Linked DNA regions of Homo sapiens: region 2 is linked to region 1. A link is a loop called in an ENCODE intact Hi-C map of the cell type or tissue named here. Cell type or tissue: PC-9. All regions are shown on one strand. Each heading gives the region's core, and the rest is flanking DNA. Links, peaks and the distances in the headings are about the cores only. Region 1 overlaps NDUFA5 (NADH:ubiquinone oxidoreductase subunit A5). Region 2 overlaps SLC13A1 (solute carrier family 13 member 1).

Region 1 (12,540 bases), core at 438-2,937:
TATCAAATAATTCTGCTTAGAAGAACTTTTGTTAATCACTAAATTAGTTAATAAACTAAATTTTGTCTAACAACAAATTCTTTTTTTTTTTTTTTTTTCTAGTGTATACAGAGTCTTGCTCTGTCGCCCAGGTTGAAGTGCAGTGGTTCGATCTCGGCTCAATGCAACCTCTACCTCCCTGGCTCCCGCGATTCTCCTGCCTCAGCCTCCTGAGTAGCTGAGATTACAGGCGCCCGCCACCACCCCCGGCTAATTTTGGTATTTTTAGTAGAGATGGGGTTTCACCATGTTGGCCAGGCTGATCTGGAACTCCTAGCCTCAAGCAATCCGCCTTCAAAAGTGTTGGGGATTACAGGAGTGAGCCACCGCGCCCGGCCTATCAATGAATAAGAAAACTTTTAAAGAACCACAGGATAGTATTGGAGGTCAAGTCAAGTATGTTCCTCTTGGAAATTTAGTAACAAACTACATGTTGCTATCTCATAATAGCAGCTAACATTTATGAAGTATTCATTGTCATGAGGCACCGTACATAGATTTCTAATTTAATCCTTACAACGATTTTATTAGGGAGAAACTGCTATTAGACCCATTTTGTAAATGAGAAAACTAAGGCACACAAAGTTTAATGAGGGAACCAGGATTAAACCTAAGCAATCTAACTCCAGGTCCCAGATTTTTTAACCATTACAGTACTGTTTAATTTGATTTGATATGTTAAAAGGATTAATAAAATTAATACAGGTCCATTCCCTTATTCATAAATGTTCATTGTCTTCATTTATTTCTTTATACTGTTCTGCTGAAATTGCACTCTCATCTCCCCAATAACTTTGTAATATCCAATGCCATTTTTTTCAGTCATCCCATTTTAAAATATATTTTTACTAGAATAGTGAAATATATATTCAGATAAAATTGGCTTTGTTTTAATAATGATCAGTAAAAGTAAATTCATTTTAATCATTTCCACACATTCATGAAAAGTAAAGGGGAAAAATGGGCATAGAGGTAACCACTAGAATTAGGCTTTCTTGGATGGGTAGACCAGGTGTGGAGGTGTGCAGATAAGATTTTACAAACACTCATACACTCCCATCTCCAAAATCATAATTTATCTTACATTCTGCTACTAATAAACATTCCACTGGTTTTAAACATTCACTTTGCTGGGTCTCCTCTTTAAAATTTGTCATTCACTGTTCTCAATGTTAGAGACGGTATGCAAACAGTAGGTTTAGGAATAGAGTCAGGAGATGGGGGAAGAAAAACTGGTAGGAGAGAACTTAAGTGTCTCACAGTGTTAAATGTGACTTGATAGCCACTATTCATTTTTTTTTGTAGTTTGCTGTGAGGATGACTTTATACAATTTAATCTTAAATAGGAACCTAACTTAGTTAGGCTTCCTTGGGTAGTCTGTGGAGCATGGAAAAGTTATTAGCATGTCAAAATCCTGTCCACGCACACATACACGCACATACACACAAATGTAGTTTGGTTACATAATAAATTTATATTCAAACTTAATGAAAACAACCAATAGGAAAAAGCTTCTCAATTCCAAAAGTGAAAGAGTAATTTTACAATACCATTTTCCATTTTCCTTTTCATGATAAATCTATGCATTTTCTCAGGATTTATTCCACCAAACGACTTCGTATTTCTCATGAAACATCTACCTTTATTCATCTCAGCATTTATTTATGTAATAAACATTTCTTTTGATGTGCTTTTATTTTTACAAAGATGCCACCTAGTGGCTTGATAAAATCAAGCATTTCAAAGTATCTCCTGTTGTTACTACAGGTTAAAATGAATAATGAATATTTTTAATATTAAAATAATTTAGAAAACTAAGGACCTGAAAATTTTTGTTTTGGAAATTATTTAGATTAAATTTGGATCATAATACCACTTTGTGAACTTGTTAAGAGAATGGAAATATAGGTCTATTGTCCCTTTTCTGAAACCTTTTAAGACAGATGTGTTTGATATTCACAATTTTTCAGATTTTTGAAAGGAAATATGGGCATATACTTTACATTATGTAACACATTAAGAGGGTCTGAGGAAGCAGTTTAGAATCAAATATATTGATACATCTGTGGCAAAATATATTCATATTCACATTGAAGTGCGATAAATACCACAAATAGCCTCATGTAATTCAGGTGGGGTTTGTTGCCAAATGAGTTATGAAAAAACTTTGTTTTCAGAGATTTTTGAAATTAGGAATTTAGATAAGGGACTTTGGACCTGTTTTACTCTGGTGAAAAATAATTCACCCTCCAGTTATAGAGAGATTAAAATGCCAATATTTTGTAAAAAAAAAAAAATAGTTATCTTTAGAAAACCTAATAGATTCACCTAAAAAAAAATTGAAGATCATGAGAAATACCAAAATAGAAATCTTTGCAATGCTTTTCATTTAATTATATACAGATGCCAATCATAAATTACATTTAAGTGTACCACAAAAAATTAGCTGCTAATGTAAACCTAAAGACCAATTTGAAAATTATTAGTGATGCATGGCAAGTTCAATTCATAAATTTTGTGGCACAGTCAAAAAAAAATTTAACCTTGGTTGTTTCTTTTTTTTTATTCCTATGTGTAATTTACCATGTTCCAATTCCCCACCACCACTATGGTCATGGAAATATATGTTGATGGTGCCACACTCAGCCTGGATTCCTTGTGGGTCTATGAGCACTCCTTGCCAACCCTCCTTAGACATGCAGTATGAATAAAAAATACACTTAAGACACTGGGATTTAAGGATAACCCATGCTAAGTCACTACATGACTCACTATTTTACTTCACGATCTAGAATACTGACTCATCTCTAGTCTCTCAAATGAATTCTTCCTGTCCCCATCAATCATTCAAACCCCTTATCACATTCCCACTGTGATTTCCTGTGAATTTTGTCTAAAATAAAACGTCGACCTCCTCTAAACACAACTGGTAGCCTCTCATTTACTTTTCTCTAAAACAATTGGCATTACTATTGTTGTAGCATAGGCTACAATCTCACTGAACACTTAGTTTTTGTTTTTGTTTTTAGTAGAGACGGGGTTTCACCATATTGGCCAGGCTGGCCTCGAACTTTTGACCTCAAGTGATCCACCCACCTCGGCCTCCCAAAGTAGTGGGATTATAGGTGTGAGCCACCACGCCTCCCTACTGAACACTTAGTTTTAATGGGAAGACTGCACTCAGCAAATCCAAAATACTAGTGATATGTTCAGCAATTTGGTACTTAATCCCATACCCCACAATACACTTGTGTAGGGTGTTAGACTTCTGTATGTTTACATAATCATAGAGGATGGGAGGAAAAAGAAAAAGCTGCTATTAGCCTACATGTGGGAATTTTCCTATATATTGTCATCTCCCTTTTAAAAAAGATACATTCATAAACATTGTTATTGGCTTAATTAGCTTCGCTCCTCTGAATGTGATTAGAAAATTGACAATAAAATATAAGCTCTCTTTTCTTCCATCCCCCAATTCTGAGGGAAAAGGAGGGGGAGGGGAGAATGAGGGAGAGTGAAAGGATACAATAAAACTTGAGGCCTGATTGCACATGATGACTACTACTGCTGGCATCAATTCATTCTATTCCAATGACAGACTAGTTGATCCTACTGGTGTGGGAAAGATGGCAACCTTGAGACCTGAGCCTTACTCCAGTAGGGTGCCCCCCTATATCTTGTTTGCCCAGGACAGTCATGGTGTACATCTGTTATCCTTATGTAATTATTTTCACTCAAAATCATTCCAAGTGGAATGATAAATTATCCTATAGTTATCCTAAATATAAGCCATTTTCATCCCAAAGGAAAGAATGCCAAGAAATTGGAATCGTCTGCACTAAGTCCCAGTGTGGGAGAAAGGGGGCATCAACTTTGTTGCCATTTCTTCTTTCTTAGCAAAGCTCAAATTGATTAGCTTCTCTTTCTTTTGAAGTATCTGCAGTATGATGATTAACTAGAATGAAACCCATGGGAGAACTGAAATAGGCCATTCTGAAAATTATTAAAATTAGTTTAGTAGCCACTCAAAACACTGAAGATCTCTGAATAAAAGAATCATTTGCAAAGTGATCAGGAGACTTAACCTGGATGTTTATAGGAAGCAACTGGGAAAAGACTGAAGGAGTAAAAACGATCAGGTGTAAAGTTCTGTGAGCAATTGAGACAGGAGAAAGAACCAATGACCAAATTGCAATACCTTTTAGATACCTATCCCATTAACATAATCTGCCTATAACCTATATGCAGCTCTTTGCAGAAAATGAAATCGTTTACTACTTCTGCTCATATTTGTTCTTTACAGATAATTTTGACAGAAAAGGTAAAGAGAGCAGGATCTAGTTTCATTTGGTACAGCCCATACAGCACAGGAAGAAGTCACAACATCCCAAGCATATTCATAAATAATAATATAACAGGAGCATCAGTTCTAGAACCAGACTGCCTGGGTTCAAACTTCAGCTTCACATCTTACTAGCTATGTGACCTTGGATTTGTTATTAAATCATCTCTTGGTTTCAGTGTCCCCAAGGCCCCAAGTTGCATAATTGCAGGGGAAAACTACTCACGTAGGGTTCTGGTTTCTTATCTGGAAAATGAAGATAATTTGTAGTATCACTCTTAGGGTTGTAGTGCAGGTTTAATGAGTGAAATTAGTCAGGTACTTATGATAGTGCCTGACATTCATATTAAAGTCTCAACAAACATTAGCTATTATTGTTATAATATTATTTTTACAATGACTATTATTCTGCAACTAGCATTTCTAATGCAAACACCAGTAAGGTCCCCTTTTAGCAAAAAAGTTCAGTAACACTGTTGGTGAAACATAAAAGATGCCCAAGAATCATGGCAGATACGGGACTGAAAATATGACAAAAACACAGCAAGCCATCTTTGTTTCTGTGTTGTCCAAAGGACCTGAAAAATAATGGTTGGCTAGAAAATTACCTTGAAAGTACCCATGCAAACACACTTCAGCATCATGTTTTAATAAATATATTATATATTCAAGAAATGTTTAGAACTGAAAATGTTGTTATAAATCATATTCTATTTCTTTTGCAGCATTAGAAATAGGCCATTCTGAGAAACAGGCCAAACTTGCCTCAATGTAGTCATTGAGTTAACAACACTAGAACCATGAGAATGAGAAACCCTGGGCTTCTAACTCCCCCTCTAACACTTCCCCACCAGAAGGAGCCTTCTTGCACTCTAACCTCTAAGAATCCACCTTATTTAATATTTATTTAGTATTCATGTTACAGCTCTATGAGGGGAGAAATATACTGGAAAGAAGGAAAAATACCATTTTTTTCTCATTCTGAGCAAATGTGCGCATGCGCGTGCACACACACACACACACACACACACACACACACACACACACACACGTATACACAAAACCCCACAAGAGTATAGTACTATCTATGAAGGAAAGAGATACCACGTTAAATTTAACCAAGTATTTAGGAATGACAGGGAGCTAGGAAGGCGAAAACACATGTAATTTTATTTTTGTTTAACCTTAAGCTTGCCAACTTCTTTCCCTGAACAGCATTTGTCTTGTTTTGATACCCACCTACACTTATATTAGAAACGTACTGCAAACTATTTAGTGACTCCACTTTTAATTTATGGTCGTATGACTAAGATGTTTTGAATATAAGCCTATCCGTATGCCAGATATAAATTTCAGGAACTCTTAATGTCTCTTCTTTTACAGAAACTCTACCTCTATCCTGATGTAATTAGGTTGATTAAGAAAATTAAAGGCCACGGGCCAGAAAACTAACTTCCACAAATGCAACAAAAGGAAAATTTCTCCAATAACCTGTATGCAATGGGAAATCTTTCTTTTAAGTACCAAGTCAATTTCTTTAACTGTACAATGTATTCTAATTTGAAGGTTTTCAAATATAATACAGTAACAACAAAATATAATAAAATTAAGACTATAAGAAAACAGAGTAAATGGTATAATTCAATAATGACTAAAATAAAATGACACTATGGATTTTGTAATCAACCTATAATTATCTATTTAAATTTCACTTTACATACATAAGATCACAGCTGAGGTTAACCATAATTTCAAATTTTATCACCAGCCACTTGTGCTATTTTATCACATTTGAAAATATTCACTCGTATTATTTACTTCAAACAGTAATCTATAAATTTGTTTAGACTATAATAATTAAGGACCTTTCCTTCTTCAGGATAACTTAAAAAATTAAATGATGTATTGAACATACTACTAAAGAAAGTTTACTTTTTGATTATGGTCTCTGCATTGAAAATCTGTAGGAATTTTTCTTTAATAATTTTCAAATCTTCCCATGGCCTCTCTGTTCACAGAAATATCATCTTTGAAACAACTTGTGTGAGTACTTTATAAATCAAAAATTGATTCACATGACCATATTACCATAATCACCAATTTTAACAGTCTCCTACATATTTTCTATATCACTTTTCTTGATTACAAAATGTCAGTAATAAGAACACGCTCTTAATATAACAGAATATTTAATTACATCAGTTTCCCATGAACACACCAAAGTCACTTAATAATTATATTGGCCATTTCCACTGATCGGCAGGAGGCTCTTCCACTAATGGCTCCCATAGTTTCCATTCCCTCATTTTTCTTGCCAGATTTAGTTCATGTTCAGCCTGTTAATACAAATTTTTTAAAAGATCATTGGATTTTACTCTTCAACAGATATTTATCAGAACAACTGAAATTTAACTATTAGTTACTACTTTCATTTAATATCTCATAATCTATTCCACCATCAAATGTTGAATATTAAGTAATTAAATTACCTTAATTCTCACATCTACATAATCAGGAGTAAGAAAGGATATCTTTTGTTATCTTCTATTTGATTGAAATAGGCTATAGTGTTTAAAAGTTTAGCTGGTGAGGTTTTTTATCTTAATAATATTTCACAAGTTTTTTGAGCATCAGAAGTATGTCTTTTCATCTATGTCAGTGGCTTTCAAACTTTATTTTACCATGGCCCACAGTAAGAAAATATGTTTTATTTTGAGTTCCACAATACAAACATATAACTAAAACTTTTTAAATTATTATCTTTACTGGCAGTGATATATTCTTTTTTCTATTGTGTTTTTTTAAGCTAATCACTATCCAACTAACTGATTCCATGACCCACAGTCACTTGAGACCCAGAGTTTATAAAACAGTGATCTATGGAATGTAGAACACAATACATGTATAATTAATATTTACTAACTGAGTAAATTCCTTAATCAAATTATGTTTCATTTAATTTTTCCTTTCAAACACAACTTATATTTAACACACACATTTTAGGTAGCTTTTTATTTCATATTTTTTCTACAACAAACAATATTTATGACAACTCTAGCCAACTTATAAGATGAATACTATTAAACACCTGTCAGGATGTTAGAAAAGAAATTCAAACACAGAATAAGCGCTCAGATTATATTCAAGGTAATTATTATTACACAGTTAAAAGATAATACCCCATCTATGACAGCGGTCCCAAAAGTCAATCTATGTTTACAAGCAACTATAAAAAACAATGAGTTAAAGAGCAGATGAATGGAAATCAGGGGTAGAGGTATTACTAATGCCAAAAGGAGAAAATAATTTAAATACTGATAAAATATTTCCTAAGGTTGCCCTGGGTCTCACGAACATCCAATGCTTTCTCAATCTCCCCCAGCCATTATAGGGCATGAGGAGGTCACCTAGGCCTCATTCATCCTTGAGAATCAGCCCTATCTCAGGAACCTGGACCCAGCTGCACCTGGCCCCTGATGCCTATTTCCTCCTTTCTGACACACCATCATACCATCCATCTAGAAATGGGACTGTCTAATATGTTAGCCACTACCCATACATGGCTACTGGGGACTTGAAATGCAGCTAGTCCAAATTCAGATGTGCTGCAAAGTGTAAAATACATACCAGATTTTGATGACTTCATATAAAAAAGAATGTAAAATATCTCAATATTTTTATGATTATATTTAAATAATATACTACATATACTGAGTTAAAAAAATACTAAAATTAATTTACCCTTAATACTGACCATGAAAACATGGGGAACTGCACAGCTGACTTAAAAATACTTAATATGCCTTAAAACTTAATTCCATGAAAAATTGATGTATCAACTAAATAAAGTCATGATCAAAGTGAAATCAGGTGGTACAGAAAAGAGAAATAGGTATAGGGCAACAGTATAAGGTTTGCGGCAAGTTCCCATAACACTGTATCTAGTACCACAGCCAACCTGACGAATATAAAGGCCAGGTAAACAGGCCTTTGAATAACTGAAACAGTCTACATTCATAGAAAGCTGTCTGAATGCTATATTCCTCTTTTTCCAGAGCCATCTAACAATTCTTTTGATTTGGTATATCATGTCTGTTGGTGATATACCTCCCTAATCTCCAATATTATCCAATATTTCCTTTTATCTGTCCTTCAATCAACAGTAAGAAAACATTAGAAAGGGTTACATTTGAAAAAAGATGCAACAAAATAAAATTAAATGAAACAATTGAATATTTATCAGACACTTATAAGATGAAGACATTCTAAACCTATAATATGAGGGTTGTAGGGGTGTGGAACAACAAAATTTCACCAAATAAAAAAAATTTGAGCTGGGCAGGGTGGCTCACGCCTGTAATCCCAGCACTTTGGGAGGCCGAGGCAGGCAGATCACCTGAGGTCAGGAGTTCGAGACCAGCCTGACCAAAATGGAGAAACCCTGTCTCTACTAAAAATACAAAATTAGCTGGATGTGGTGGCACATGCCTGTAATCCTAGCTACTTAGGAGGCTGAGGCAGGAGAATTGCTTGAACCCGGGAGGCGGAGGTTGTGGTGAGCCGAGATCATGCCACTGCACTCCAGCCTGGGCAACAAGAGCAAAACTCCATCTCAAAAAAAAAAAAAAAAAAAAAATTGAAAACCTCTACATATGGGGGAAAAACCCCATTTGAGAGGCAAAAGCAGGCTAGAAAAAGTATGTGCAGACAATGTCAGAAAAGTTTAAGGTTAATATCTTTTATTATAAAAAGACACTCATGTATAAATAACCCAGACTAAATGACCCAGTAAAAATATTAATGACATAATTTATAAAATATAAGAACATATTTTTAAAGTTTAACCTTACTAGCAATTGGAGAAAAAAGATGCAAATCTTAAAAAAAAAAAAAAAAAAAAAAAAAGAGTTATCATTATTTTCCCATAGATGCTTTAAAAAACCAACTACGGAATACTCAAAATAGTATATTTCCAGCCTATTTACATCAGTAACCTATCTATTTCTATAACCTAACTATGACCAAAGGAAAAGAATTAAAATTCAGATTAAATAAAACTAAACTGCGGTGTTTGTTCTCTTGTATAAGCAGCAGGTATAGTGAGAGGAGAAGAAAATTTCCCAATAGAATAATTTAAGATTTAAATATTCTAAATGTAATTAATAATGTTAATAATTTTTCTAATCTCAGTCTCTTCATAATCATGCTTACATTTTACTACTCAATATTATTTGTCAGGGTTAGTATTTGGGAAATAATGTAGAATTAAGCTCTCAAATATACTATGCAATTGTTTTTTAACTTGCTCAAATGCTCAAGAACCAAAAATAAAAATAAAAGTACATTTTAATTTTATAATTCAAAATGTCTGTATTTTTCCCTACTAAAAATATGCCACACTCTTAAAATAAGATACAACTATTAAAACAACAGTAATATTGTGCTACCAATTTAAACTAAGGTTAGGCCAAGGAGAACATGCTAATTAAATTAAAAGAGTGTCAAACTCCAGGCTTCTAACAGAAGTCTCATAAATTCATGCTATAATCAACAATAAATACTATAATCAACATACACATGAGAAGCACCACATTTTCTATATGTGATTAGTCTTACATATTTGACGAGTTGATATAAACAAGGAAATTTAGTTTTCCTTTCATTCTAGAACGTCAGTTGTGTGTCTCTATGAAACCAAACACCTAAATAGTCAACTTTTTCTTTACCTGAAGAATCACCTCTTCTAATTGACCGCCTTGAAGTTGGTCTTCTAATTTTTTAACATCTGGTTCCTATAATTTCAGGGAGAAAAAAAATTAAAGAAGCATACTAACTGAATGTTTCAATATCCTATATATTTTAAAATTCCTATATAAAAACACTTAAAAATACAACTTTTCTTTCATCATACTCTTTTTACTAAATATTTGGTGAAAATTCATTTCACCTCTGCTATTTCATTGCTTTTCTGTCTTAATATTGAAAAGTGCTAAATGTTTATTGACATGCTGATCAAGGGACAGAAATACAATGTCAAATTCAGTCTTCCTAAAACAGATTTTAAAATATGACTTTGCTTTCTTAATATTTCCTGTATTTCCTCTGAGAGCATTAGAATTAGAAATAAATGCTACTCTATGACCCAGAAATTACACTTCTAGGCATAATGCCAAACAGAAATGCATAATATATTTTTTAAAAAACATGTTTGAGAATATTCACAGCAGCACAAATTATAGCCCCAAACTAGAAATAACCCAAATGATCATCTGTAATAGAATGGATCAATTAATTATAATATTTGGATATAATACTTCACAGCAATGAAAATGAATAAACTGTATGCAACAATATAGGTGATTCTCTTAACCACAGTATTAAGCACAAGCCAGAGTACAGTATGTATAAGACAGTACATACTAATGATTTCATTTATATAAAATTCAAAAACAGGCAAAAAGAAGTCCAAATAGAGATTAACTTTACAAGTAGTAAATTGAAGGGGAAGAGGCAAGGGTTTTGTTGTTCTGGAAAAGTCCTTTTTTTCTACACATTTGTAATGTATATAATTATTTAATAGAAGTTTTTAAGAACAAAATGTTAATAAATATAGTACCTAGAACATTCAATGACATTTAGTTATTTTCTAGTAAACTGAGCTTTTTGAGCCAGAAATCATGCTCTGTAAATATACCCACATATGTAAATAAGGCTTTGTCTTTTCAGGGTGTTTTTCTGGCCAATAAATGGAATAAAGAGGGAGAAAATAATACATTTTGCTTTTCAACACAAGACGTGATATGTTACTGCCTCAGGGTATCTTGCTGGATGGCCCAGGGTATCTGCATCACTTGTTTCTTCACCACTTTTCAAATCTTTGCTCAAATAACACCTTCTTATTGATTAACTACTGATAATTTGCATTATGATAGGCTGAAAAATACCACAAAAGATATACATGTATTAATTTCTAGAAACTGTGAGTGTTACTTTATACAGCAAAGACTTCACATATATGATCAAGTTAAGGATGCTGACATGGGGAGATTTTCCTGAATTATCCATATAGTCCCTAACTGCAATTATAAGTGTCCTTATAAGAGAGAGGCAGAGGGATATTACACACAGAAAAGGAAAAGGTAATGTAACCACAAAGGCAGAAATTGCAGTGATGAGACCACAAGCCAATAAATGCCAAAAGCCACCAGAAGCTGAAAGAGGCAAGAACAGATTCTACCCAATATCCTCCAAAGGAAGCACAGCCCTGACAACACCATCTTGATTTGGGTCCCTGATGTTGATTTCCAACTTCTGGCCTCCAGAAGTCTAATAAAATAAACTTACATTGTTTTAAGCCACCAAGTTTGTGGGAATATTACAGCAGCCATACGAAATTAATACATAGTGTAACATCCCCTATCCCCACCATGGCACACATTTTCCTTGTTTTATTTTCCTTCACTGCACTTACTATTTTCTAACACACTATGTACGTCTTTACTCAGTTTTTACTTTTTTTTTTTCTTTTGGTCTCCCATCACTAACATGTAATCTCCAAGAAGGAAAGGATTTTTATCTGTTTTGTGCCAACTAGGCACAAGTTTCCATGCCTAGAACCATACATGGCATTCAATAAATGTTTCTTGGTTAAAGAAGTGAATACATAAAAAACAGCTGAAAGGGGGAGAAAAGGGGAAAAAGTAATAAGCATGTTTAAGACAGATTATTTAACAGGGAATTAACTCATATGAGAGACCAAAAATCAAAAACAAAACAGGGAAGCTGGTCACTGTTATAAGAGACTCAGGAGAGTGAAGGTAAAGAAGGCAAGGAAAGTTCAACGACACTTTCATTTCAGAAAAAGCCTGTGTTAGGTGAACAGTTCAAAATTTGTCTTACCGATAGTGAATAATGTGATTTTTAGTCACCAATGGCATAATGCTATTAAACTTGATAAGGTACCATGTACTGAATGCTCACTATATACTTGGGACTATGTTAAGCTTTTACGTGCATTACCTCATTCGGTTCTAACAAAAAGTGTTCGAGGTGGGTATTATTATACCCACGTTATAGATGATGAAATTGAGACCGAGAAAACTAGCAATATGCCAAGTCACTCCACAAATAAGTATTAGAACTAAGATGAAAATCTTGG
Region 2 (12,540 bases), core at 3,918-6,417, 380 kb before region 1:
TTCTAAGTCTAAGGTGGTAGATAGCAAGTTCTCCAAGTAGTAGTTTCTTAACGTCTATCTCACCTTGTTAAGTAGGAGACTCTTCCCTTCTTTCGACTGTGATGGTACAAGTGGCAGGGGGTTGGGGCACTGGGGAAATACTCCAACTTTCTCCATAAGCAGACTGTCTCTCAGCCTTCTCATTTTAAACACTAAGTTTAAGAGTCTAAAGCTGTTTTTTGGTCACCTCACTTGCAAGTACTGTGGAAATGAAATGCAAAAATACCTAAGTGTGTGCTTGATATTATAGTTACTCAGGGGTAGAAAGAGTATCATTTTACCATCCTGGTTATCAAGAAATTGGCACAGTTATCACAGTTTCTTCTTCCAACTTTGCTGTTGAATTAATTCTATCTCTACAGTCCTTCAACTGCACTGGCAAATCTAAGTCAATAAAGTATGTAGTTATGCCCAGTTATGGTCCTCTCCTTTCTTTACTTCCATCCTTATTCAGTTTAGATTCCATGGTACACCATTTCAATAAATTTTCTTAAAAAAACTCCAAACTCTCTTTCTTGTCTTTTCTTGAATGGTAGTTCTTTATGAAAATTCCAACTGATTTATAAACCCAACCATTCTCTCTCTCCATGTCATGTCTGCTTCTGAGTAGCCAGCTACTGTTGTTAAAAATTACATGCACAGTAGAGCAGATGGGATCATTCATGATCACAAACATCCAGTGCTGTAATGATGTTGCTCCTCTACCCTACTGTGTTTGCATAACCAAATTACTCTACCTCTTTCCACAAGGAAATATAAAACCTTCTTTATTATCTCTATACGTCCCTCTTAATGGTCCTTCTCAGTCTTTACAAGTAGCTTTGCCTCCTACTTCACAGAGAAAATAGAAGCCAGCAGACAATGGTATCACTGTGAAATGTAGAAACCTACTTGCATTTGCCCCATCTTCCTGTTCTCTACATAATTAATAGAGTCAATGTTTCTCCTCCAACTTCTTGTTTCTGGACCACAGTCTCTCAGATTTTCTCAGAAACCTTCCACTACAGACTATTGGAATTTTCATCAACATTTAATTATTTTTGAGCCATCCTTACAGAAGAAAAACAAGAAAGACTTCTTAACCCTCCTTTCAAGTAAACTATTGTCCTAACTCCATTTTCACAGCCAAACTACTCGAAAGAGTTGTTTACATTCACTGACTCCATTTTCTTAGACACTTCCATCTTGCTTGTCTCCTCATTCCACCCACAATGCACTTCCTGTGATTATCAGTAATCCCCTCAGTGCTAAGTTCAATAGGAACCTTTCAATCTCAACTTTGTAGTCCCCTTAGCAAGCATCTAAAAGAGTTTATCTCTTCTTTTTACTGAAAAAACTCTGCTTTGGGTTTCTGTGATATCTCACTCTTTGGATTTTTCTATCTCTGCCTGTTTTTCTGTCTCCCTTGCCAGTTATTTTGCCTTCCATCCTTCCTTAAAACTGGAATTTCTTTAAGCTGTCACAGGCCCTTGTCTCTCCTCACTCTAATGTTTCTCCTTTAAAAATATCTTATTTTTATTGATTTAATGACTATTTTTATGCCAGATCACCAAACTTCTGTCTTCAGCCAGGCTCCTCCATCTAGACCCATGTATCCAATTGCCTGTTCAACATAATTTGAGGGCCAGGCACAGTGGCTCATTCCTGGAATCTCAGCACTTTGGGAAGCCGAGGCAGGTGGATCACTTGAGGTCAGGAATTCTAGACCAGCCTGGCCAACATGGTGAAACCCTGTCTCTACTAAAAATACAAAAATTAACCATGCTTGGTTGCAGGCACCTGTAATCCCCACTACTTGGGAGGCTGAGGAAGGAGAATTTCTTGAACCTGGGAGGCAGAGGTTGCAGTGAGTCAAGATTGCATCACTGCACTCCACACTCCAGCCTGAGCAATAGAGCAAGACCCGTCTCAAAACAAAACAAAACTATATATATATATTTGAATATATGTGTGTGTGTGTGTGTGTGTATATATATATATATATGTATATGTATAATATCTTCAATAAAACTCCAATCTGAAAATGTTCAGGACCAAGGCTATTACTTCTTTTGTCAAACCTAGTTTGTCAGGATCACTTATATAAGCTGATGTCATCACCATCACTATAACAACAAACACTTATAGTGTCCTTAGCATGTAATAAGCACTGTCCAAGTTAAAATCAATTAAATGTTTTAATTCATTTACGTCTTACAATACAATGAGGTGGGTAAAATTATGATGTCATTTTATAAATAAAAGACATAGAGAAGTTAAGTGAATTGTTCGAGGTCCCAGAGCCTGAAAATGACAGACTTGGGTTTTGAAACCATGCAGTCTTGCTTTAGAGCTCATACTCTCAGCCACTTTGCTGTAATGTATTGCTTGTCCTCCTCAAAAACATTATCTTCCTCATCCCGTCAAATTCTGTCAATTGTATCTACTGAAATATGCCTGGACTCTGTTCAATTTTCTCCACCTCCACTGTTGTCACCCTGGTCTCAGTCAACATTATCTCTGGCCTAGGTTAATGAAATAGTGTGTTTATAGATCTTCTTGCATCAACTCTTGCCTGTTACAGACTCATTCTACAGACTGCAGCCTACAAAATCTGAAAGATTTTGTAATCTAAAAGATTACAAGAATCTAAATGTAGTTAAGGAATATATAAACACTTATTATCTTTTGTCTTCTTGTGTTTGTGTATTTCTTAAATACATTTGTACATATTTTTTAGGCTGCTGTGTATAGGAGAGTTCTGAAATAGGCAAGAATTAATGCAAGCACAACCATAAAAGGATTGTTACAGTAACTCAGGCCACATTTTCTTTATCCATTCATCATCTATCAAGGGACACTTAAGTTGTTCCCATATCTTGGCTATTGTGAATAATGCTGCAATGAATATGGGGAAGCAGATATATCTTTGACATACTGATTTCATTTTGGGGGTACATATATCCAGAAGTGAGTTTGCTGGATCACATGGTACTTCTATTTTTTTTCTAATTTTTTAAGGAATCTCTATATTGTTTTTCATAATGGTTGCACTAATTTACATTGCTAGTAACATTGTACAAGGGTTCTCCCTTCTCCAGGATGAACAGAAGAAATGCCATCTTCCATACAGATAAACATGCTATTTGAGACATTATTAAAATATCTTTTTGAAAAGTTGTGATAAGGAAAAAATTACTACTCACTAAAAGTCATCATAGATATGAAAATGGCATTTAGCATGGCAGAGTCAGGTGCATTGGACTGTAATTTACCTTTTACTTTCTAATTAACTTTAAGGTCAGCCCACAAAGGACTCTACGCTTCACCCAAAATAAACTAATTTACAAACGTCTCCCTTTCCCTTATATTTTATACATAGAAATCATTTGTATTTTCTATATGATAAAACATTCCATTGAAATTTGACACAAAATAAGTGGTATGTAAATAAGATAGGGAAATAAGTTTAAAAATTCTTATGAGTCATACAAAGTGGCAATTGAAATTTGAGGCTTAACATTAAATAGTTTACTATAGGAAAGACTTCAAACACAAACCAGAAAGTGATGCATAATTTGAATATTATTAAATTGATAATAAGAATGGAAACTTAAAATATGCAATGTTTATATGATTTCCCTTTGCCACCTTAAAACTTTCAAAAATATAAATAAAGAAAAAATTGGATTTCATATAAAAGCTTAACTGTAAATATATGCATATATATAGAATTATTAAAAGACACTGGATGATATAAAACAAAAAAATCAAAACAGAAACAGGTTAATATGTTTGCCATGCTTTATGCCTTATGAATTAACCACACATTTTTTATTAATAAGGACCTTTAAAATATACATTATTGCTACTGCACATGAGCTGATGTTTATGCAAATATCATCAACAATTTATAAAGGCATTAAAATTCAGGGTAAAAATTCTACAGTAAATGCTAACACTAATATATCATAATGCAAATTAAAGGTTAAGAGGAGGAGTTTTTGAAGTGGAATGGTGAATGCACCATTTTTTTAATCTAGCCAGTAAACATGAGCTCCATGCATTCAGATTTATCATTATTTTTACCGAGTGCTTGTGTTCGCTGGGCTGAACACAGAAGAGATGATACTGAAGTAAAGGGTAAAGCATGAGGACTAGAGGGACAGTAGCAGAGGGCACTGAGCTGAAAAATAGGGCTCTTAAGAAAGCCTGATATGAGCCACTAAATGAGCCAACTAGTGGTACAGAAATTATACAAAGGGGGCAGGTATCACAGCAGATTAATCTTTAGTCTTCTGCCTAGATAGTAGTTTCAGCCTATGGCCACAGGACATTGTCACAGGTATATTATGAATGGAAAAGTACTTGTGTTATATAAGGATATTTATGTGAAGTGAAAAGTACAAAATGATGTAAAATTTTAAAACAAAAAATATTTCTACATATACACATGTGCCTGAAATGAAACATATATATATGTGGCTGAAGTAAAATATATCAAAATATTAAGGATAGTTATTTCTTAATCATGAGCTTAGTGGTATCTTCCACCTTCTTGATACTTTTTGTAACTTTTATTGCCAGAAATAAGTTTTTTTAACATATAAAGGAATTATAGACTATTAGGGCAGACAGGTAGTTAGAGATTATATGGTGTAAAGACCTAATATTTCAGAAGTGCAAAATGAGTCTCAAGTGTGACCCAGCTGATTACTACAGACTTGAAAGCAGAATCCATGTCTGTGAGTTCTCTCTCAGTGAATTTCCCCTGTACCAACTTGCCTTCCAGAATACTTTACTTCTATGAATTTTTAAAACTACATTTGAGTTCCATTTCATACTGCTTTTACCACAATGGTAACCTATTGTGTTTTTATTCAATCCCTTCTGTCTACCATACATGTGGAGTATGCCTTCCACATCTTCTTCCAAGTAACTGAAAAATTTCCTATGAGGACATGACCGAATGCAGAATCCAATGACATCATCACAGTGGACCTGTCACAACAGAAATCCTGCAGGTCCAGATGTAACTCACTATTGCCACCTGGTGGCAACGATTGCAGATTTCTTTCACAGCTTCCTTCACTGAATACGTATACTTTGTATCATCCTCCAATTATGGCTCTGTCATAATGTTGCTTATAGTACAGACTTCACATTTTCAATATGTTGCCTAGAGCTCTATTAACAGCTAGAAATATGATATACATTACTTTTCCTGCCCCTTCTGTAAGTTAGAATATGTCTTTTCCTTCTTTTACTTGCTTATTTTTTAAAGTACCTACTACTGAATCAGTCCCAAATATTCCCTGGTTGCTTAAACATTCTCTCAGAACAATCAAGTGATAGGATACCTAATTCACATCAATATTCTGCCAATTTTATTGTCTTGATGACATCTCTTTCAGGGCCTCCTTTCCTGTCCCAAACCTAGTTATTTTTTCTCTAGAACTGCAAAGAGCTATCTAGACTTAAGTCTTCCCTCTTATTTCATCAAAAGTCTGACTGGATATTGACTCTAGGTTGGAAATAAATGTTACTTAGAATTTTGAAGGCAGTTTTTCTGCTGTCTCTGAGTAGTGCTGCTGGGGAGAAGTATTCAGTCATTCATATTTTTGATCCTTTGTAAGGAATTAGTGTTTCTTCCTTTTTGAGAGCTTTTAGGGTCATCTTATAGTATTCTGAAAACTCAAAGATTTTAAAACAGACCTGCCCTGTGTGGGTCTGCTTCATTCATTTTGATGACATTTAGTGAGTCCTTTAATCATAAAACTTGTACTCTTCCATTGTAGAAACTTTCTTGAATTTTTAATATACTCTTCTCTTTTTTCCTATTCTTTTTTGGAAACTCCTCTTATTTCCTGTTTATTCTGTTTCTTTCTGTTTTGTCTACTGAATTTTCCATTTATGCTTTTATATCTCTATATTTTACATTTATACTTTATTTTATATTTACATATTTTGTATTTTTGCCTTCTTGATTCTCTTTTATAGAATACTATTTGTATTTGTATTTCATAAATACAAGTAATATATTTGTTTGCCTCTCTGATTATATTAATGATATTTTCTTTTTTATAGTCTCTTCTTCTTGCATAGTCTCTGTTTCCCGCAAATTGCTCTTTTTTCTTTTTATTTATTTGGCAATCTCTCTTTCATAATTGAGGCTTTCATCAGATATCCAGGAATTTTTGGTTGTCTGCTCACATTTCAGGCGGTGAATATTTGTGTAGAAGCTCTGCACTCGTATTTTGGGATTTGTTGTTGCCTGTAAGCTTCACTGTAATGTCATCTGACTTGGCCTTTTTTTGAGAAAATTCTAAGGTCAATGTTTTCATCTCTCTTAACGCTGATTGTGTTCTCCAAGGAAGCATCATCTGGCCTTCTGCCTGCTGACACCCGAAAGGCATAGACTTGGCTCCTGGACCAGTGTAGGTAGAAGGCCGGGTTCTCCATTTTCAACTTGTAAGCTATCGCTCAGTACCCCTGTTTTCCTTGTGACACCCTCCCCCAGCCCAGAACTGGATCTGGTTCTCCTTATCCCGTTTTACCTTGTCTGAAGATCATATTTCTGTTTGGTGGATTAGAAGCTGTTGCATCCATGTGGATTTGAGGAAGAAAGTAGAAGATTTAACTGCTTCACAAGCAATTTTTTCTTCCTCCTGCTTTTCAGCATTTTAAAAATGTTGAAGCCTGCTGCTATGGAAATTGAATTGTTTATTGGCTTTTTTCATTACCGATTTAGGATTCAGCTTCCATGGGATTACTGGGGATAATGGGGTTATTTTCCACTCATCTTTTTACTTTCCAGCTTCCAAAATGATTTTGCTGTCATGTCTTCTCTTGATGTTTATATAATTTGGATTATATTTGAAAGTCTATTTGTTCTTGTTTTAATGAAGACTTAGAAAAGTGGTAACAAATGGGCCTATTTAACCTGCCATCTTAATGGAAGATGCAATATTTATCTTTTTACATTTCAAAATTAAAGAAATAAATATTTACTAATAATTAATGCCCACTTTTGACCTTGGTGCTTTCGTGGTCCATATGTTGGTAGATGATGTAACTAAAAAGGGAACAGGAGAGTGGAAGTTCCATAGTGCACAGAGGAATTGAGACAGTGGGAACCTGTCCTTTTGGTCTGCATGTTGAGTTTAAAGATCCTCAGTTAAGTTAATAACAGATTATGTTATTTAATTAAACCAGCCTTCCTACAGTGTTCTAATGGTTTAAAATGTCTATAAGAAGATTATTTCTGTAAAGAAATTTTTTTTATAATGGATTCTTTATTAGACGAAGCTCTGATCACAATAGTTGATCCCTTTAGTTTTCCCATCCTTTTTCTTCTCCATGCCTTCTCTTTGGCCCTATCAGGAGCTCAAGTCCTTCTAGACCTTCTCAAGGCCTCATTCTTTACCAGGGCAAACCTATCCCTTCAGATGAATCACTGACAACTCTCCTGCTGTGCCTTCAACATCCCAGCAGGCTTATCATTTTGCTGTTCCCATCTTTATGGACCCTGAACTTCAGCTTAATATGAAAATCAATTTCTATGCTCTCTTGGATGCCACTGGAGAAAATCCCTTGGCTAAGCTCGCTGGTGCTGTGAGAAATCCACAACCTCTGACCTCAGATGGGCCTCAGTATCACTCTGCAACGTTTTCCTGTGTTTCTGCTTTCTTACAAGGGATACCTAAACTCTCCCCACATCCTTCTGTAAAGAAATTATTGAATGAAAGTACTAGATAAGTGAATAGCAAGAAATTGTAGGAGAGGATCTTCTCCTTACAGCTAGTATGAACTCTTCATGAAGATCTAGTGAAAATATAATCAGTAATAACCTGAAGAATTCAGAGGAGTTGGTAGTAAAATTGAAGTTATCGGTAAGACTCTGAAATAGAATTTTTATCCACCGTAGTTAATAAAGAACTATTACATATTGTGAATTTGGATATGTTTATAAAGTAATAAACATTTATTGTGTGTGATGAATAAAGAGATGTTTAAAATGTAGCATTAAGGACATGAGGCCTCTTTATAAATAAACTCTATTTTTCAGAAATGTTAAAAGTCATGATTAAATCCAATATTTACTTAAAAAATTTTATTGCCCTAAATGTTAACTATTTAGAAGCTTCCCTTATACTTTCTTAGGAAAAAGCATATGTGTATGTGTGTTTGTGTGTGTGTGCCACTGAGAAAAACCTTGCTCTTTCTAGTTGTAAAAATGACTGAAACAAAATATAATAACATAGCATATTTTTCTATCCAGCAGCATGACAAATCAGATTCCCATGCTAAATGAGATGCTATTTAAAATATTAAAAACAATCTTTTAAAGTGCAACAATCATTTTAAAGCTGGATTTAAAATAGGATTTCAGATTTCAGTGTATCATGTTGCAAGGAGAGCTTGGTATAAAAGATATTGCTCCAGGCCAAATGTGTGTGGGGAATCATACAAGAAAATACACATAAAGCTGGTATCCTTTGCAGAAGCAGAAAGAAAATATCATGCTGAATTAAGGGAAAACAATATCCCCTAAAAATTCCTAACCATGAGCATTTTTTCTTAAAGCACTAATTTATGTTATGTGTGTGTTAAAGAGAAATAGCAATATAATTGAAAACTCTTACAAGAAGCTGCAACATAGGACTTAAAGAATTTCCATAGTAACTAAAAAAAAATTTCAATGTTTAAAAGTACTGAACATGCAAGAAAATAATTCAACAAAATGAGAACCAGCAATAAATAAATAAAAACTAAATCAAAGAAAGAGACCCACAAGGACCTCAGAGGTGTTGGACACAGACACAAAATATAATTACATTTACATATGATTAATAAAATTAGAGAAGCAATTGAAAATATGAAAAAGATTATAAAAGTTACAGGCAAATCTTAAGACAAATAGAGTTTACATAAATTAAATTTAAATAACAATTTAAAAGCTCAGTAAATAGGTCAAAATAGACATAGCTAAAGAGAAAATTAACTAGCTGGAATATAAATCAGAAGTTACTACTCATAAAAATAGATGTTAAATAGCTTAGAAACCACAGTGAGAAAGTGCAGAATGTTTAATTGGAGACTCAGAGGGAGAGAATACAGAGAACTAGGATGAGGCAATTGAATATTGAGAAATAACACCTGATAATTTGCAAGAATTGTTGGGAAAGATCAATACACAGATTCAGGAGAAATATGCACTTAGGCATAGCAAAGTAAAATTCTATCACACACACACACACATATACACACACATCATTAAAGCAACCAAAGAGAAAAGATTGCCTACAAAGGAATAATAATTTGACTGATAGCTAGCTGACTTTTAAATAGAAAAAAAGAAAGCCAAAAGGCAGTAGAAATATATAAATATATTTCAATGTGCAAAATAAAAAATAATAACCTATCTAGCACACTATAACTATAAAAACATGTTTCAAGAATTATAGAAATCTATCAAACAAAAACTGTGAATTTAACACCAAAATCACTCTCTGAAATACATTCAAAAGATATATTCAAGAAGAAGGACCATGACCCCAGATAGGGGGTCTGAGAAGCAAAATACAATGGTGAACAAAGATATTAATAAATATGAACATAACTCTACAGAGCACTGATTTTAAAAAATAATACAATTATGTAATTTATGGAGGAATAATAGACTAGAACTAAAAAATTGGAAAATGGCATGTAAATAGAAAGCGATGGTCTAAGTTAAAATATCCTAGGCTCTTTATACTGTTCAGGAGAAAAAAAAATGGATTATCTTTAAATGTTTATATATTAAGTAGACATGATATTAATGACTGAATTATGTCTCTCAATATTCGTATGTTGAAGCTCTAACACTCAAAGTGACTCTGTGTGGAAAAGGGCCTTTACAGAGGTAATTAAGTTTAAACAAAGAAGGATGCCTAATCCGATAGGGCTGATGTCCTTGTAAAAAGAGCAAAAGGGACCAGAAATCCCTCTTTCTACTGCATGTGCACAGAGAAAACATCACGTGAGGATGCAATGAGAAGGTAGCCTTGTACAAGCCAGAAAGAGAGGTCTCACTAGAAACCGACCCAGATAACACCTTGATCTTGTACTTGGCTAGCCTCCAAAACTGGGAGAAAATATAACAGATTTGTATTGTTTAAGACACAGTTCTGTACTATTTTGTTATGGCAATCCTTGCTGTCTAACAATATAGAAAATGATTGGACAATTAAAATAGACACAAAGTATAGAATAGACCACCCATACAAGTGTGTGTGTAGCGTGAAATAAAAGAAAATAACTGCATAGGAACGCAGGAAGAAAAGATGGAAAGAATATTTGGAAAAAATAAAAAGCTGGCAGTAGAAATTATTCTAAATATATAATGTCACAAATAATTTAAATGGATAAAACATGTCGGGTAGAGGTAAAACTTTTCAAACATAATAAAAGAGATACACCTAAAATATAAGGACACAGAAATATTGAAAGTGAAAGGATAGAGGAAATGCCAGGTAAATACCAGCTTTATAAAAGCTGGTAGTGTCATAAAGTGTTGAAAGTGAAAGGATAGAGGAAATGCCAGGTAAATACTAGCCTTATAAAAGCTGGTAGTGTCATGCCTGTAATCCCAGCACTTTGGGAGGCCGAGGTGGGCGAATTATGAGGTCAGGAGTTCGAGACTAGCCTGGCCAACATAGTGACATCCCTTCTTTACTAAAAATACAAAAAATTAGCTGGGCACCTGTAATCCCAGCTACTCAGGAGGCTGAGGCAGGAGAATCGCTTGAACCCAGGAGGCGGAGGTTGCAGTGAGCTGAGATCGTGTCACTGCACTCTAGCCTAGGTGGCAGAGTGAGACTCAGTCTCAAAAAAAAAAAAAAAAAGCTGGTCGTCCTGTATTATCAGCAGACAAATAAACTCAAAGACCAAAAAAATTAAGATAGATGAAGAGGTGCACAGCAAAATGATAAAAGGTTAATCAATCACACACACAGAAACATTCTAAATGGGTTCAGAATAACATAATTTAACAATGCAGAGGAACCAAAATGGACAGAAGTATCAGAAGAAATAGAATACCTGCATGATAGAAGGAGAGTTTAACAAAACAGTCTCATCAGTTGCTGAATAAAAAGAGACAAAACTTGGTCAGAGCACAGAGATTTGAGAAGCACAACTAGTAACTTGATCTTACAGAGTTTTGGAAAACATCGAACCTAATTAGTTAAAAATGTACAATTTGTTTTAAGCACAATGAAAAATATTTATTATAGCTGACTATGTGCTAGTCCGAAAAGCTGCTTTAACAAGTTTTAGAGAACTGTTATATAGACCACAGTTTCTGACCGCAGAAAAATTGTTAGAAAAAATTTAAAAGTAGCTAAAAATCTAATTTATTTTAAATTTCAAAACACATTTCTAAGCATCTTTTGAGTGAAAAAAATCTAGTATAATGGAAATCAGAAAACACAAAACTGAAAAATATGGAAAATAGCTAAAGTAATAGAAGCAAATTCATATCCTTAAATCCTTACTTTGGAAGAGAGGAAAAACTCAAAACTAATAAGGTAAAGGTCAGATTTTAAAAATTAGTAAAAGAGCAAGAGCATAAATACACCAACAAAGTAGACAGAACAAAGTAATAAAGAAAACTATTAAAAATAATATGAAATATACATTAAATAGAGAGGGTGAAAGGAGTCAGAAGTTGGTTCTTTGACAAGACTTGTAAGACTAATAAAATAGACATAGTTTGGAAAGATTATTTGAAAAATAATCTTTAAAATACAGATTTAAATAAAATAAGATAAATAAAGATTTACATTAAAAAAGACTTAAATAAAATATTTTATTTAAATGAAATAAAGATTATTTAAAAATAATCTTTAAATAATCTTTAAAAGCACAAGAAAAATGTTAGAAATAAAGACATATAACTATAAATACTATAGAAATTAAGTAGATATAAGAAAATATTATAAACAACCACACACTACTAAATTTGACATGGAACACATAAATTTCTTTTTAAAAATGCAATTGTTTGATGTTGAAATAGAAAATCTGAATACTCTTAAATCCAGGAAAGTAATAGAATAATTTCTAAGTACATATGCCTTCCACTTTCTCCTTTCCTTGAGCAGCTAGCTGCGATACAGAATGGACAGAGGGAGATGGGGAGCCATCTTGAACTGCAAGTTTCCAGTGCTGGAAATGGCAGAGAAGAGATAGAAAGAGTCAGGGGCATGGTGATGAAGGAGCCACTATACCAGCCTATTTCTATCTTGTTGAAATTGTTGCTATATTTGGTCTTTGCTGTGGCGACCAATCCATACCTTAACTAGTGCAAGTGATAAAACAAAAGAAAACAAGAGAATGATTAACACAAAATTTGGACTATAGCTAACTTGGCAAGGGGTTGGGGGTGATTCTGTAAGGAAAAGAGATAGGCTCGTGTAGATTTTAGAAATCATTATGTTCTAGTTATTAAGCTGGGATGTGGTATACATTATCTTA

The links. A loop is a pair of places that touch in the nucleus more often than their neighbours do. Peaks named below come from ENCODE experiments on the same cell type or tissue, not always from the same donor. Only the 100,000 strongest peaks of a DNase experiment are listed, where the experiment ranks them.
Region 2: a loop joins it to region 1, with 2.9 times the contacts of the local background. A loop is called at or near these places in 2 of 110 quality-filtered maps.

The regions. Positions count from the first base shown.
Region 1 is chr7:123,535,503-123,548,042 of GRCh38, forward strand. It overlaps NDUFA5 (NADH:ubiquinone oxidoreductase subunit A5), which reads right to left. Exons shown (of 5, transcript NM_005000.5): 4 at 10,109-10,174; 5 at 1,495-6,718. The coding sequence ends at 6,617. LOC124901740 (a long non-coding RNA gene) reads left to right here. Exons shown (of 2, transcript XR_007060507.1): 2 at 103-757. Among named protein-coding and RNA genes, the nearest start is that of IQUB, 7.2 kb to the left of the region's middle. In PC-9, for the core only: CTCF peaks have their summits at 1,750 (motif pointing left) and 1,955; DNase peaks (open chromatin) are centred at 1,779 and 2,819; H3K27ac peaks cover 969 bases.
Region 2 is chr7:123,149,381-123,161,920 of GRCh38, forward strand. All of the region lies in intron 6 of SLC13A1 (solute carrier family 13 member 1), which reads right to left. Among named protein-coding and RNA genes, the nearest start is that of SLC13A1, 44 kb to the right of the region's middle. In PC-9, for the core only: CTCF peaks have their summits at 5,073 (motif pointing left) and 5,275; a DNase peak (open chromatin) is centred at 5,061.